Regions from separate parts of the Mus musculus genome. Here region 1 is linked to region 2. A link is a loop called in an ENCODE intact Hi-C map of the cell type or tissue named here. Cell type or tissue: heart. All regions are shown on one strand.

Region 1 (8,000 bases), 360 kb before region 2:
CCACCTACAAGGGACGGAAGGCGTTCCCTCATGTCTCCTGGACCCCTGGCTCCTTTAGAAGTTACCCCCCCCCCCCCAGCCTCCACAGGAGAGGCTCGTGGCTAACTGTCAAGTAGACTATGCCCCAAGCTTCTGACCTTCAGGCTAGACTCCGCCCCACAGTTACTTAGCAACAGCAAGATAACAATCCCATTATAAGAGGGCTGTTTGCTCTCTCTCTCTCTCCTCTCTCTCCTCTCTCTCCTCTCCTCTCTCTCCTCTCTCTCCTCTCTCTCCTCTCTCTCCTCTCTCTCCTCTCTCTCCTCTCTCTCCTCTCTCTCCTCTCCTCTCTCTCCTCTCTCTCCTCTCTCTCCTCTCCTCTCTCTCCTCTCTCTCTCTCCTCTCTCTCCTCTCTCTCCTCTCTCTCCTCTCTCCCCTCTCTCCCCTCTCTCCCCTCTCTCCCCTCTCTCCCCTCTCTCCCCTCTCTCTCTCCTCTCTCTCTCTCTCTCTCTTTCTTTCCCCCGAGACAGGGTTTCTCTGTATAGCCTTGGCTGTCCTGGAACTCACTTTGTAGTCCAGGCTGGCCTCAAACTCAGAAATCCGCCTGCCTCTGCCTCCCAAGTGCTGGGATTTAAAGGCGTGCGCCACCGCTGCCCGGCTCCCTCCTTGCTCTCTTAAGCTTTTACTTTCCTCACACACTCTCTCTAAGCTCTTACTCTCTTAAGCTTTCACCTATCTTATTCTTTCTCTTCTTCTCTCTCTCTTTCCCCCTTCTCTCCTCTTGGCTCTGACTGGTCTCTCACTCTCTCTTTTACCTTCTCTTTTTCCCCTTGCCGTTCTACAATAAAGCTCTAAAACCATAGACTGTTCATCAAGGCCCGCTGTGCTTGGACGATGGGATGGACTTTCTTCTAAGGAGCCACTTCTAACCTCCTGTCAGAAGGCCTTCCTGTGTTCCACCCATGAACTGGACTAAAGACTCTCGCCTGCATGGGAACCTCTCTCCCTCTGCCCTCTTCTGGTATCTCTGGGGCGAGAGTGTGTTTTCTCAGCTCCTCTGCTGTATCCAGCGTGGGATGATGGAGACTGAGAACCTGGTACGGGGGCTGCCCCTTGCCCATCCCTCCGCTGTGTGGGATCAGTGGCTTCACACAGCCAGATGCCCACTCAGAGCTGCGTGGAAAGCGTTCTGCAGTCCTCCCGCATCTGCCGCCCAGAGCACAGGAACTCTGGCGGGTCGCGGGCACTCTCTCCTACTCCCCTCTTCCCCTACACCCAGAGCCCCGCAATAGAGAGTAAATATTCTCATGAATGAAGCACAGTAAAGAAAGATACGATCAAGTGAAGACTAAAACCTTCAGATCAATCACTATGCCCTTCAGCTTCACCTTCAGCCTCTTGGTTTGGGATGGACTCATCTGAGATCCTTGGACAGGCCCAGTCTTCCCCTATCCCAACTACAGCTCATGTGATGCTGCTTCTGGTCCAGTTCTCCAAGCCCAGAGCTTTTCCTCATGCATGTACCATGCTTGTGGCATCTCTAATATTTTGGGGTCTCTGTTGAAACTAAGGATTCACCTTGACAGCTTTTGAAAATAGTCTTTTGGTGCCGCCTTGCAGGAAATCTGATCCTGCCATGCATGCCTGGTCTCTGCAGCTTGTAGTACAAGGCTTGGTGGCCCCTCATACTTACACCTCTCTCTTTTTAAATAATCAAATTTTAATGGAATGCCATGAATCTTGACAAGAAATTCATTTTTTTAATCTGCCAGAATACATAAAACTTTTGCACAAATGTTACACACATATGCAGAGAGAGAGAGAGAGAGAGAGAGACTTTGAGAGACTTTGTTTACACAAAAGGCCTCTGTCTTGTTCCAGGAATTTAGTGGCATGGAACAGTAATTCCCTGCCCTCCACCCACATTCGTGTGTCAATTCTTTTCCAACTTGGCAATCAAACAGGACTGTGAGTTCTGACCCCAGCTGATACAGAAAAATCACTAACTCTAAGCCCACTTTCTTTCTTCCTGTGATCCATCTCCCTAGTGTGCCCTCTTTTCTTTCTTTTTTTCTTTTTTTTTAGATAGGGTTTCTCTGTATAGCTCTGGCTGTCCTGGAACTCACTTTGTAGACCATGCTGGCCTCGAACTCAGAAATCCGACTGCCTCTGCCTCCTGAGTGCTGGGATTAAAAGCGTGCAGACACCACACCGGGCTTAGTGTGCCCTCTTGAGAGAGTAAAGGTCGTGTGTGTGTCCAGGCAGTGAACATTACATTTCTCTTACTTGCAAGACCAGTAGCCCAAGATAATGCTGTCAGCTCCAGATGTCATCTGCTCCCTTTGATCCAAAGTGGCAGAAGTTTTGTGTCCCTTCAAGGCTGATCCTGGAGACTTCCTTAGGGGGTTATTTGGGATTGGGGAACCCTTGTGTTAAGGACTCTATTCACACACACACTTCTTTTAACTGACTTTACATTTTCACACGTTTAGATTTTTTTTTTTTGGACAGGTAGTGTCTTTGTCCTGAGATACCTTTCCTATAGTACAGAGTATGAGGAGTCTCTTTAACAATGGCAGATGCTCTGTGTGTTACCCCTCCCTTTTCTGCAACTTTATACCCAGCTCATGCTCCTTTCTTCATCAAACTACAGTTTAAAAATATCTCTCTGCTCTCTCACTGTAGATCTGAACAAGAGCAGTGAAAGCTGGGATGATAGGAGTGCACAGCATTTTGTTTCACTTTTCAAATAATTTGCTTTTAATTTTAAACTACTCAGTATCAGTGATACACAAGATGAAACCAGACCAACCTCTCCACCCCCTCCAAAAACAAAGCCTTGTAGACTGTTCCTTGAAGGCAGACATTTCTTATTCGGTGTGCTTAATAGTGGATCGTAGGCAATTATTTAATGAATAGTGAAGTTTATACCCCTGACGCTGGAAGCCTAGGGGTTTCATCGAGTGTCTATTATAATTTCTCTCGGATTAGCATTGCTGACATTTGCAGAGAGGTTTTCCGTTGCCAGTAACCATTTCAGGCTCTGGTTCTGGGGCCGACGAGGGGGCGTGCCCAGCACCAGGGCTCGGCCCACCTGTGCGTTGGTTGGTGGAGTCTCGTCGGAGCCACGCCCCCGAGCGGTCCACCGCCTTAGAGGGCGTGGCGATGGGACTTCCCTGGAAGGGCCGCGGCGCCCCCCTCCTCCAACCCGCACGCAGCCCCGCGCACGCGCACGCGCGCCTCCACGGCTGGGTCGCGGCTGGAGTGAGGACGCGCTGTGTGGAGCAGCGGAGGCACGGCGCTGCTTCCACCGCTGCTCAGGAGGGGAGCATGTCTGCAACTCGAGCCAAGAAAGTGAAGATGGCCACCAAATCGTGCCCCGAGTGCGACCAACAGGTGGGCTGGGCCGGCGCGAGCGGGCGGGGCGGGCAGGGCGGGTGGCCGTTGCTCGGCGGCGGTTGGCGGTGCGCGGCGGCCCGCGGGCGGCGGGGGCCTGGGAGCGGGGACCCGGCGCTGCCCCTTCTGGTCCCGGGCCGGCCCGCGGACCCCTGCCGCCCCGCATGGCTTTGTTCGCGGTTGGGGAGAGTGCGGTGCTGCTTCTCAGCTGTCGCTCCCCGCCACCTGGGTGGCAGCATAAAGCAGACAAAAGGACAGTAATGGTGCTAACTTTTTTGCAAATTTGTGGACTTCCGGAACGCCGCAAAAAAACCAACCAGTTTGATGTGTGGTTTCTAGTCCTTCCACTACGTTGTTAACGGAACACGGTTCGAATAAAGTCGGCGTTGAGGCTCTTCCTCTCTGCGTGTGCCCCGTCCCATTCGTGCTATTTACTGTTGTAAATTTGACATGTCTGCTTACAGATTTTTTTTTTAAATATGCGGATTCGTGAATTTGAAATCATTCATATTTAGACTGAACTCATGGAGTAATAGTCGTAATTTTTAAAAAAATCATTTTTCTTTTCCTACATTTAAGTACGCCTAATTATAGTGTGATGAACAAAAACTCATTCCATTAAAATCATCCTTAGGCCTTCATGCCGGCATGCAGATCTGGCTGTACTTCTTTTTCCTGAATCTTCCTAAAATGACTACCTCTCTCTCTTCCCCTCCCCCCTCCTTCTCTCTGGAGTAATTGGAAATGGGTGGAGACTTAAAATCTGATTTAAGTATATTATTTAGGGCGTGTCCTTGTAGGTTTATTAAAATCTTTAAACAAAAAAGTTACATGTTTTATTCAGTATGATTTATAGGCAATGTTTAAAAATGCTGATGATGGAAAGTTGTGCAAGTTTAGTCGATAGAGCATACCAGTCTGCAATATCAAAACAGTCATGTTTTCCAAAATGTAGAGTTACGTTCATTCTTTCCACCCAACTAAATTGTAGCAAACTTGCACTTTGTGATCAGTCTGTTGGCAGATTACTTTGATGTTTAAATAATTTTCAGTTAAGGCTTTTACAGTATGAATTATGCATTCTGTTTCTGTAGGGCACAAGTCCCTTGTTTTACTTGGCATAAAATAATCTTTTGGGGAAAATATCTGTTTTTAATTTCCTGGTTATTGGCCAGTGAGATGGCTTTAGGTGGTAAAGGTGCTTTCTGCTCAAGCCTGACTACCTGAGGTAGATCCCTGTAAAGGTGGAAGGAGAGAACGGCTGTACGGTTAACCTCTGACCTCCACACCCGTGCTGCGATGCTCACACCTACACAATCACACACATTGATGAGTTAAAAAGAAAAACAAAAAACCCCTGAAAATTGAAAAAGGCAAAAGACAAACAAACAAACAAACAAAAAAACCCTGGTTAAAGGAAGAGCAGAAGACGTTAGCTTTTAGACTTGAGGCTGTAAAACAAACCAGAGTTTTATTTGGAGAGATGACATTTACTTTGCTATACAATATAATATCCCCCCCCCTTTTTTTTTTTCTTTTTGGTTTGTGCCTGGGAGCCTGGGAGGCAGAGAAGAGCCTGGGGCAGTCTGCTCTCTGCTTGCATCCTGTAAGGCCCCCTGGGTTGGGACTGAGATTTCCTGCCTAGCCGTTTCCCAGGCTCCACATTGCATTCCTTCCTCCAAAGTCAGCTCTGGCTTGGTTTTAGATGCAATAATAAAATACCCCGGACTGGATATGAGTAATGAACATTAATCTGCTTGGCCACAGTTCTGATGGAAGTTCAAGGCCAGGCTGGGTTCTAGTGAGAATTCTGGCTTGTAGATACCCGCTGCCTCCTTGGTGTTCTCCTGTGGCAGTGACTGCTCTAGTCTCATTTAAGGTCACTAATCCCGTTAGGAGCTTCCCACTTCACTTAAACTCAATTATCTTTGGGACAGCCTTACTTGGAAATACCATCACAGTGGGGTTTAGGGAGTCATTATGCAAATTTTGGAAAGTGAACACATTTAATCTTTTAGAAGCTAGGAAATTGGTTTTTTATTTGGTCTTTTATTCTTTTTTTATTTTGTTTTGTTTTGTTGATTTTTTTTTTTTTTTTTGAGACAGGGTTTCTCTCTGTAGCCTTGGCTGTCCTGGAACTCACTTTGTAGACCAGGCTGGCCTTGAACTCAGAAATCCGACTGCCTCTGCCTACCAAGTGCTGGGATTAAAGGCGTGCGCCACCACGCCCTGATGGCATCTTTTATTCTTAATACTGAAGAGAATATACATGATGACAAATTAATTTTTGGTGATTCCCCAATGGTAGTGTTCAAAAACCAAGGCCTTGAGCCCTTTGTTGATATATACATATTAATTATAGTGTGTGTTATTAATATATTAATATTAGTATATATTGATGTAAGTATATATTAATATATAAATAGTACTTGAATTGAAGGAAGTAATAGATTAATTTTAGCTTTCTAATTAAAAAGTAGACACTTTTAGTTTTAAACTAGAAAAGAATTATAATTGCAAGTAACATTTTAAACAAAACACTAGAATATTGCCAAGATTCTAAATTTCATGAATATTGAATTAGATTATAGTTTAGAAACATCAGTGTCAAAGCTTTAAAGTGAGATTTCTCCATTTGATGACAAGACAGGCACATCCCCTGAGTTTAAAAAGCTAGCACAAGGAAGCAAGCAGCCAGATTTCTAGCAGCTTTCAACATCTCTTATGTGGGCCCTTAAAAAGCCACACATAGTTTTATAACTTCTAAACATTCATGCTATTTATTTTCATGGAGGTCTTGTTCACTGGCTGGAAAATTACTCAACTATTTTGGGTATGTTATATTTGTCAGTTTTCTGATATTTTCGTGTGCATTTTTGGTTTTCCTTTCATTTTAAAAGCAATGCACTGTTTTTCCATGTATGTCACATCCAGTAAGCATGTGTGCTGTGGGTATGTGATCTGTTTACCATTAGAGTGTTATTTTAGGCAGATACATTGTAAGACCTGTAGTAGATGCCTGAAATTTCAGACAATGGTAAACCTATCTGTACTGTGTTTTTGTATATGTATGCACTTATAATGAAATTTGTAAATTAGGCATAAGCAATCAGAACGAGGTCTTGTGAATGAGCATTTCCTGAAAAGACTCTGTGCACAAAGGCTGATTGACTGAACCTTGAGGGATGTGGTATGGATGGAATGTTACAGGCCCAGTTACGCTCGAGCTATCTTTATCCACAGACAGCCAGTCCCTGCCTCTCTCTGTGTCACACCTAAATCTGAAGAGATAAAACACTTTTGAGATGAACTAACTTAGAACCCTGGTTTTCCACCAATCAAAAGGCTAACAGATTTATCAGACAGCATCTGAGGCCTATAGCAAAGGTTTTTGTGCTTTGCTGTAGCGTCCAACTTACTGTTCCCACCAATGTACTTGGAAAGAGCTTTGATCTATGACTCTTTGTTCTGTTATATAAAAACTTCATGGGATTGCTTTCATGTTGCAACATAGAATTTGGGGTAACCTAGATCTGTTCCTAGGCCTTGGTTACTCATATTTAGATCCAGAATTAGCTCTCTTACTCCTTTTGATGTAAGTGCTGTGTTTTTGCATTGACAACCTTAATCTCTTTCTAAATATCCTTCTCACTGACCTTGGGTGACTAAAACCTCAGAAAGCAAAAATAATGAGATTTCTATAAATGAGTTTTCTTTACTGGTTTTTCCCAATCCCTTTTTCTTTTTGTTTTTTGTTTTTGTTTTCTTTTTTGGGGTATCATTAAATTTTTTTTTACTTTTAAATTTTATTTGGTTTCAAGTCCAAATTCTTGTTTGTAGATTATAGCAGTGTTACCACTTTTATAACTAATAGGATTTTCTCCTCACCCACAAGGATTTATTGAATGTCTGTTTTGTGCTAGACATGGTGTAGTAGTCACCACTAATATGACATTGGGCAAATGTACAGAGGACCCTTTTTTCCTTTAAAATGTACAACCTAAATAATATTTTTCAAAGAGTGAATTGATAAATAATAAATCCTAGTAAACAATACTTTGGAATTTTTTCCATTAAAAACTTAAAGGTTTAACGCTAGAATTAAATTATTATCTTAATGTTAAATGAAATTTAATGGGTGTCTATTGCAGTTTTACAAACCCCCTAGAGCTGTAATTCAATGAGACTAACATTATTCAGGTTGTTGAGCCTGCCTGAAGTTTCTTTTTATAGGATCTGGTTGCAGTGTTTTTGTTTTAAATTTCTGGGACAGAAGTTGAGAGGTTCATTCCATTTTTAACCAGGACTTTAGAATGATTAGCTTAGACATGGGATCGTGTCTTGAGTGGGACTCATTAAAGGAAATCATCTTATCAGTTGAGTTAGAAAGTGTGCACCTGGGTCTCAAAGCCAATTTTACCTGCTAATTATGGAAAGAGGCTTATATGATATTTATACTTATTTTTCATTTGGTAGTGTTAAATGTTGAACTCAGTCAGGATTGTGTATATACCAGGCAAGTATCTTACTGCTGAGTTATTACATGCCTAACTTTTTAATTTTGTTAGTGTCTGACCTTGAACTGATTTAGGCCAGGCAGGCAGGCCTTGAAGTCATGGTCTCCC
Region 2 (8,000 bases):
ATTCCAGTGTCCGATGTTGGGATTGTCGTTCTCGGAAGCCTGAGCCGGTGCAAACACTAGATGAAGCTAGAGACGGCATATCCAGTGTAAAGGTGTCAGACCATGAGATCTTGGCAGGGTGAGTGAGTCCAGGGCCACACTCCTTGCCCTGGTGCCACTGGAGGTCATAGTGGCCATGGTTTGGTCTTTTGAGTCAGGGTCTTTTGTAATCCAAGGCGGTCTTTAATTCCTAATCCTCTTGCCTCTACCTCCCAAGTGCTGAGTATCAGAATGAGCCGTGAAGGGCATGGTGGCAGAGGCCTTGGATCTCCAAGTAGTCAGGGCTATGTAGGGAAACCCTGTCTCAAAACAACAACTAACACACACACACACACACACACACACACACACACACACACACACACACACACACACACAAATACTGAATTCCAGCCTAGATGTCTTTTTGTTTTTCTGACAGAGACACATTCTGTCCTGGAACTCACTATACAGTCCAGGCTGGCTTTCCAAAAGCTGCAATTGTAGGTATACACCTCAAAGCCTGGCCCAACTCAGATAACGAGGCAACACTTCATCCTATAAATCAAAATAAGTGTCCCAAAAGGTCAAAGACATGGGGGCTGGAGAGATAGCTTAGTGGTTAAAAAGCACTGGCTGCTCTTCCAAAGAAATCTAGCTTCAATTCTCAGCACCCACGTGATGACTTACAATTAGTTGCCTGAGACGTCAGTTCCAGGGGACCTGATACCTTCTTCTGGCCTGTGCAGGCATAAGGCATGCACATGGCACACAAACATACATGCAAGCAAAAACACGAATACACATAAAAAGTTTTAAAAACAGTGTAGATGCATCTGTATAGGAGAATATGTATGGAGGGAAGGTGTCAGCAGAGGTCAGAGGCCTCTCTGGGGCTGGAGTTATTTATTTTTAGTATTGTGTGTGTGCAGGCATATGTGTCAAGGTCAGAGGACAGTCAGTTCTCTCCTTTACTATGCTGAGGCAAGACAGGATCTCTCTCCCTGTTTCTGCCATGCTATGTACTGCAGGCTGACTGGCCCTTGCCTTTCCAAGAGACTCTTCTAGCTCCACCTCCCATTTCCCCAGAGAGAGTGCCAAGACATTAGATCTTGCTACCTCATCCAGCTGTTGTGTGGTTTCCAGAGATCAAACTTGGATCACCAGTCTTGCTTTCTTCCTCCCAGGCCTACAGACATCACTTAGTTTCACCTTGGTGATATAGAACTCTGTTGTGGCTGACTCCACACTGTAGCCCAGGCCAAGAACTTAAGCAAAAACAATGGCCTTTGTATTTCTCTCCTTGGCTGCACCTGTAGCTACCCTCATCTTCAAGGCCAACTTCTGATATTACCTACTTGGACGTTTCTAGATCTTCCTGGTTCAGCATAGGTTACTTTTTTTTTTTTTTTAAGATTTATTTATTTATTATATGTAAGTACACTGTAGCTGTCTTCAGACACTCCAGAAGAGGGAGTCAGATCTTGTTACGGATGGTTGTGAGCCACCATATGGTTGCTGGGATTTGAACTCCGGACCTTTGGAAGAGCAGTCGGGTGCTCTTACCCACTGAGCCATCTCACCAGCAGCCAGCATAGGTTACTTAATGGTAGAAATTGTGTAACCTCTTCCACTGAAAGAGCTGCAGTTTCTAGTCTGTCCTGCCTAGTAGGACAGTCAGTAACTGCAACCATGAGGGCTGGAAAGACTGTCTATGGCTTAGAGTACTTGTTGCTCTTGTAGAAAACCCAGGTTTGATTCTCAGCACCCACATGGTGACTCACAACCATCTGTAACTCCAGGTCTAGAGAATCTAACACCCTTCTTTGGCCTCCTCAGGGAACCAGACACACACATGATTCATATACATACACATACATGCAGATAAAATATTCATGTACGAGATAAAAACCCAAAAAATAATAAAATTTACATAAATAAATGCAACCATGAGCCAGGCAGGCATGGTGGCTTGCGCCTTTAATCCCAGTTCTTGGGAGGCAAAGGCAAGTGGATCTTTGTGAGTTCCAGGCCATTCTGGTCTATATAACAAGTTCCAGCTAGAACTAAATAGATACCGTGTCTCAAAACACACAAACACACACAAAAATCACTGAGTGCCAGCTATGGCAGCTTCCCAGCAATGAGAAGACCCGGGGGGCTGGGGGGGGGGGTGTCCAAGAGTTAAAGGCCAGCCTATCTACAGTTAGGCAGTAGTGGCATGTGCCTTTAATCCTAGCGCTCAGGAAGCAGAAGCAGAAGCAGGCAGAGGTCTTGACAGTGAAATTAAAAACAACCAAGGCCACACAGAGAAACCCTGTCTCAAAAACAAAAACAAAAGACAAGAAGGAAGAAAGAAAAAGAAATTAAGTACAATGAATCTAGTCACATTAGGGACAAAAGTTGAGCTGTGAGACAGCAGAAATGGGAGGGAGGACTGGTGGCAGTGAAGGCCTGGTGAGAGCAAGCTTAGGTGGACTAGCGCCACCTAGTGGCTAGCTGCTGCAGCTGCCGATGAGAGCTACTGAAGGAACTCAGGCACAACAGAGTCTAGAGGCCTGCAAGAGACATTTGGACATCTATTTTTCTGAGAGTGGTGAAAGGCCATATTTCTTTGAGGGGAAGACTGGCATTGCTGAGGTTGTGCTTTCAAAGTTCCTGGTGAGGCAGGTGTGGTAGGACAGACACACCTATAATCCTTAGCATGAGAGGCTCAAGGACAAACTCAGTCAGAGTGAGTATTCGACCAGTCAGGACTCTTGAGATCCTGCCTCAAAAAAGGAGAAAGCTGCTTAGGGGCATTAAGGATTGGGCATTCCAGGCAAAGCCTTCATACACACAAAATAAGATGGTGGTAGTGCTGTGGGTGGGGAAGGAGTCGCACTCGGAGAATACAGTTGCCTTGGTATCTGTAGTAGGCTGACTTCAGGATCTACCAGAGACAGCAAATGTTAGGCTGCCCATTCTGCTACATGGTTTTGGTTTGTTTGCTTGCTTGAGATGCTGAGTATGGAACTCAGGGCCTGTGCATGCTAAGAGGCCAGCCTGATCTACTGCGTGATTTCCATATCAGCTAGGGCTATACAGAGGAAAAAAACAGATAATAAAATCTTTATAAAATGTGTAGTTGGTCAGATGTGCAGATGTAGAACCCAGGTACAGGTAGAGTTGACTGCTGTACCAGTCAGGAGGTACAGGATCTAGAAAGCTCTGAGAGGTTGGAAGAGAGAGCATAGCTCTGAGTGGGACCAAACTGTCCCGAGACTGAGTCACACAGCAGAAGAGCATCATTGCCTTGCTCACATTTTCCTAGAAGGCCAGGGATTCCAAGGCACACAGGCTGCCCTGGAGCAAAAAAAGGTCAGTGCTTTAGGCTGGATCTACTCTTTCTTGCAGCTCTGTGGATGGCCGCGTGAGGCGCTATGACCTAAGGATGGGACAGGTCTCCTCAGACTACGTGGGCAGTGAGTGTGGACAGTGGGACAGTCAGGGCAAGTGGTGGGACAGACAAGAGTACCCAGGTTTACCTGCCTGCCTCGCTCTCTAAGGCCCTATCACCTGCACCTGCTTCAGCCGGGACGGGCAGTGCACTCTGATATCCAGCCTGGACTCTACTCTGCGGCTTCTAGATAAAGACACAGGGGAGCTGCTGGGCGAGTGAGTCTCCAGTGGTTGGCCCTTCCCCCTCTCCCCACTTCTGGGGTGCAACAAGCCCCTCTGATCCTCCCCACCCCCACTCCTAGGTATGTTGGCCATAAGAACCAGCAGTACAAGCTGGACTGCTGCCTGAGTGAGCGCGACACACATGTGGTCAGCTGCTCTGAAGACGGGAAAGTGTTCTTCTGGGACCTGGTAGAGGTGAGCCTTCCCCTTGTGCTCCTTGCCAAGGGCATCAGCTGGGTGTTTCCCAAGCTTGAAAAGAGCAATAATGACAGGTATTTGTGCAGGAACCTCTGGCAGAGGGTAGAGGGGTGTGTCTCACTTTGTAGCCCAGGCTGGGCTTGAATTCATCCTGCCTCCGTTTCTTAAGCTGAAATATGAAGGATGGATGAGGGGAAAGCAGGAAAGATATTTGAAGCAAGGGGAATAGCATATGCTAAAGGACTTGGAGAAGGTGGTGGCTGTAGCTGGTTCCAGGTGGGTCACAAGGAAGGCTGAGCTAGGTGCTTTCTATACCCAAGGCTAGCAGTCTCTAGGCCAAGGGTGTGGCTCAGTGGCAGGGTTTGCCTAGCATTCTCAGTACCAACAGAAAGTCAGGGACAAGCTGACTGAGGACTTCAGGCAAGATCTCAAGGAGACCGACTGATAGTAATAGTTCCCCACCACTCATTCCTTAGGGTGCCTTGGCACTGGCCCTGCCTGTGGGTTCTAATGTGGTACAGTCACTGGCTTACCATCCCACGGAACCCTGCCTACTGACTGCCATGGGAGGCAGCATCCAGTACTGGCGAGAAGAGACCTATGAGGCAGAGGGTGGAGCAGGCTGAGGCTTACGGACCTGACACCAAGGATGCAGACTGACTCAGAAAACCCAACCAAAGGGCCATTTATTCTAGAGATGCTGCTGACCAAGGAGTGGGCCTAGGGAGGGGCTGGCATGTAAAGTAATAAATAAAGGTGTGGCAAAAAGCCTCAGTCTTTACCAATCTTCTTAGTCTTCATTCTTCTCAGCTCTGAAGGCATCTGCCTTTTGGGCGAATGTCTCAGCCACCAGCAAGGGGAAAACCAGAGAAGCATCAGCATAGACCTGCAGAAGACCTCAGTGAGCCCTGGAGCCATGGGCAGCCCACGGACCCTGCACCCTGCCCTGCCACCATCTACCTTTACTGGCTGTGCGTCCATCCGGATCTTGCCCCAAGAGACAGCCTCATCTGGCCGGGCTCCGGAGTCTGAGCCATCAAACTCCTGGGCTGTGTTGATATAAACAGCGTAGTCTGCTCCATTCCTCTGTGGGTAGAGGAAGCCCTCGTCAGAAGCCGTAGAAGGCTGGGTATGATGCAGAGGAAGGCCTAGAGAGCTTTTAGGAAGGGCCCATCAGTGCCTGAGGCTGCCACAAACCATCCGCAGGAGACCACACCTACCTCTGCTCCCACTACAGCACTATTCCATGCCTCCGATCCATTCCCCTTCACCCCACAGCCACCATATAACACAGTGGGGACGGTCACAGGCCACTGCACTCACCATGAGGTTAGCGTTGGCAATGTGGTGCTTGACCACACCTCCACCCAGGATGATCATCCCAGAGCGCTTGGCGAAAATGGCCTGCGTGTTGATGAGTCGCAGGTCTGTGAGAGGGCAGAGGTCAGGCCTTGACCTCGGCGGGCTTTCCTCCCCCTCCTCCCCGGGCCTTAGCACCTCACCTTCAACAATGTCCAGGACCAAGCCTGGGTTTTTATAGGAATGGAAGAAGATCATGTCACCCAGTGAGCCATCTGTGAGTGCTGGACTCAGCACAGGGATGTGGTTCTGGTGGAGACAAGACCAGTCAGCAGCTACAGCTCACACCCCAGGAAAACCCTGACCCCCAACCCAGTGGCGTCCCTCCCAACCTGTGTAGGCCACTCAATTTCTCTGCTGGACATGACCCCTCTGTTCTACATGTGGAGGCAGAGTGAGGAAAACCACACATGGCTTGAAGGTGCTGGCACACTGAGCACTGGCTTGTCACTTCCAGACTCTTGTGCTGCACTGTCCCTGGGTGCACAGTACCCTGGGTCAGGCCCCACTGACTTCTAGGGTACTACACTAAATCCCGGGAGTGTAGGGGCATAACTAGGAGAACCTTGCCATCAAGTGATACACCTCGTCTAATTTGGGGAGACCAAGAATAATTATAGAGACGCTCAGGTAGCTACAAAGACAAAGTCAGTACAAGCCAAAGCCTGGGAATACCGTCCCCACCCAACCCACCTTATGGGCCCAATAATACACAGAGTCTGGGTTGTTGATCTCCTTCCCAAGCCGGGAGATCATCTTGGAAGGTGTCCACTTCACACCCTATCATGGGAGAGAATATCGTATTAGCTCATATGTCTTCTGACTCTTACTATGCAGGTCCCCGAGCCCTTCCAGCCCCACCTCTGTGTTCTGCTCCAGCACCATCTGGTCCAGAATGGGCATGAGCCAGTCCTCAAACTTGCAGTAATTGTCATTCGGCACCAGCAGGTTTCCAATCCTGGAAATGGGAGCCATGCGGGCATGGGTCACGGGGATCCTCTGCCCAGCTTCCCCGCCCCGACCACTACTCAAAGCCTCCCTCACCTGTTGATCCCACTCTCCCGGAGCTCCTTCCCCCTGAGGCTGAACTCGCCAAGGTATGTGGGCGCCAGGCATTTGATGAGATCTTCTTCCACACCTCCAGCAGTGGTCACCAATACATCCACCTGTGGTCGGTCGCAGGCAACACTGACCCCCCCTTCTAAGCAGCAACCTAACCTGGGTGAGCTCATCCAGACCTAAGCATGAGCGCTACAACAAAACCAACTCCAGGCCAGGCCTCCCTCTGCCTGAAGCAGACCCACAGCCAGAAAAAGTGGCACGGTCTTGCGATCCCAGCACTCGGAAAGGAGGCTGAGGCATGAGGACTGCCGGGATGTCAAAGAACAATACTCCATCTCCTCACACCCTTTTTTTTTTTTAATCTATTTTGGGCGGTGGTGGTGCATGCCTTTAATCCCAGCACTTGGGAGGTAGAGGCAGGCAGAATTTCTGAGTTCAAGGCCAGCCTGGTCTACAGAGTGAGTTCCAGGATGGACAGCCAGGGCTATACAGAGAAACCCTGTCTCAAACAAAACAAAAACAAAAAAGACTAAAAGATGTATTTAATATATGTGAATACACTGTCCCTCTCTTCAGACACACCAGATCTGTAATGGCATCAAAAGATCCCATTACAGACGGTTCTGAGTCACCATGTGGTTGTTAAAAAGCAAACCCAAATCTTTCACAGGACCGCAAATAATCTCTGAGCCTCTTCATTTCTCTTAACTGAAAAATAACCCTTTTTTTTTTTTTCCTACTGGCCCAAGGAGGCTGGGGTTCCAGAGCTAACGTGGACCCACCATGTTGTGCTGCACGAGGTATCGAATGGTCTCCCGGATGCCTGAACTGATGAGGTTGGAAGTATAGCCCAAGAAAATGGTGCAGCCTGTAAGTGGGCGGCGGCTCTGAGTCAGGTCTGCGTGATGATCTTCATCTACAGCCAGTGGCTCCAGTTTTTTCTCAATCTGGTCATAAGGGCACAGGAAAGTTGCACTAAGACTCCAAACCTCAGTTGAGGTACCCTACCTGGCCTGGATTCCAGAGGTTGATTGCACTCAGGGAGACTACTACAAAACCAAAGCACAACCCCTGGGCAGACCCTAACCCTCCCATTCCAGGTCCAGGTCTGTCACTTGATGGTTTGAGAACCACCCAGTATCTTCAAGTCTCCTTCCACCGGGAAAATCGAACCCCGGGCTCCCCTAGCGTTAAGCTCCTCCTACAAAGCCCTTTTGGATTTTTAACTCCAAGCTCCACCCATCGCAGAACTCTAGTTTACCCGGACTCCGCCCTCTCCCGGACGCTCACGCGGAAATCCGCGCGCAGCGGCCCGGCATCCCGCCCGGGTGGCCCCGCGCCTCACCATGGCGTTGACTTGCTGCACCGCGCGCCCGAAGTTGGTAGCCTGGAAGCCGGTGGTGCGGTAGGCGTCCAGAAGCGCATGGTAATCTACGCCGCGGTTGAAGTCGTAGCCTTGGACCTGGGCGCTCTCGGGCGGCAACGCTGAGCTGTGCTTGAGCACGGCGGCCAGCGCCGAGGAGGGCGCCGCCCCTGGCGGGGTCCCTTCCATGTGCTCGCGGCCGCTCTCAGGTCTCAGCAGCCTCGGCGCCCTGAGACCCGCAAAATCCCTCAGCGAGGTCGGCCGGAGCCCAGGAAGTGCGACTCGAGAGCCTTGGGGGCGTGGGGCGACGAAACCGGAAGTCACTTGGTCTCGTGAC

Evidence for each region. Peaks named below come from ENCODE experiments on the same cell type or tissue, not always from the same donor. Only the 100,000 strongest peaks of a DNase experiment are listed, where the experiment ranks them.
Region 1: it touches region 2 in a loop (2.5-fold over the local background); 3 of 42 quality-filtered maps call a loop at or near these places.

Annotation. Positions count from the first base shown.
Region 1 is chr8:85,428,034-85,436,033 of GRCm38, reverse strand. It overlaps 4921524J17Rik (RIKEN cDNA 4921524J17 gene), which reads left to right and starts at 3,193. Exons shown (of 4, transcript NM_025722.3): 1 at 3,193-3,375. The coding sequence starts at 3,310. In heart, a CTCF peak has its summit at 3,266; DNase peaks (open chromatin) are centred at 3,153 and 5,043; H3K4me3 peaks cover 4,567 bases; H3K27ac peaks cover 5,328 bases.
Region 2 is chr8:85,071,699-85,079,698 of GRCm38, reverse strand. It overlaps Dhps (deoxyhypusine synthase), which reads right to left and starts at 7,942. Exons shown (of 9, transcript NM_001039514.1): 1 at 7,646-7,942; 2 at 7,083-7,247; 3 at 6,283-6,404; 4 at 6,100-6,196; 5 at 5,932-6,018; 6 at 5,382-5,487; 7 at 5,203-5,306; 8 at 4,840-4,965; 9 at 4,538-4,765. The coding sequence starts at 7,852. The coding sequence ends at 4,670. Wdr83 (WD repeat domain containing 83) reads left to right here. Exons shown (of 9, transcript NM_026399.2): 5 at 1-118; 6 at 3,415-3,482; 7 at 3,567-3,675; 8 at 3,762-3,876; 9 at 4,356-4,664. The coding sequence ends at 4,505. In heart, CTCF peaks have their summits at 3,434 and 7,575 (motif pointing left); DNase peaks (open chromatin) are centred at 2,518, 6,318, 7,598, 7,978 and 2 weaker places; H3K4me3 peaks cover 1,608 bases; H3K27ac peaks cover 1,008 bases.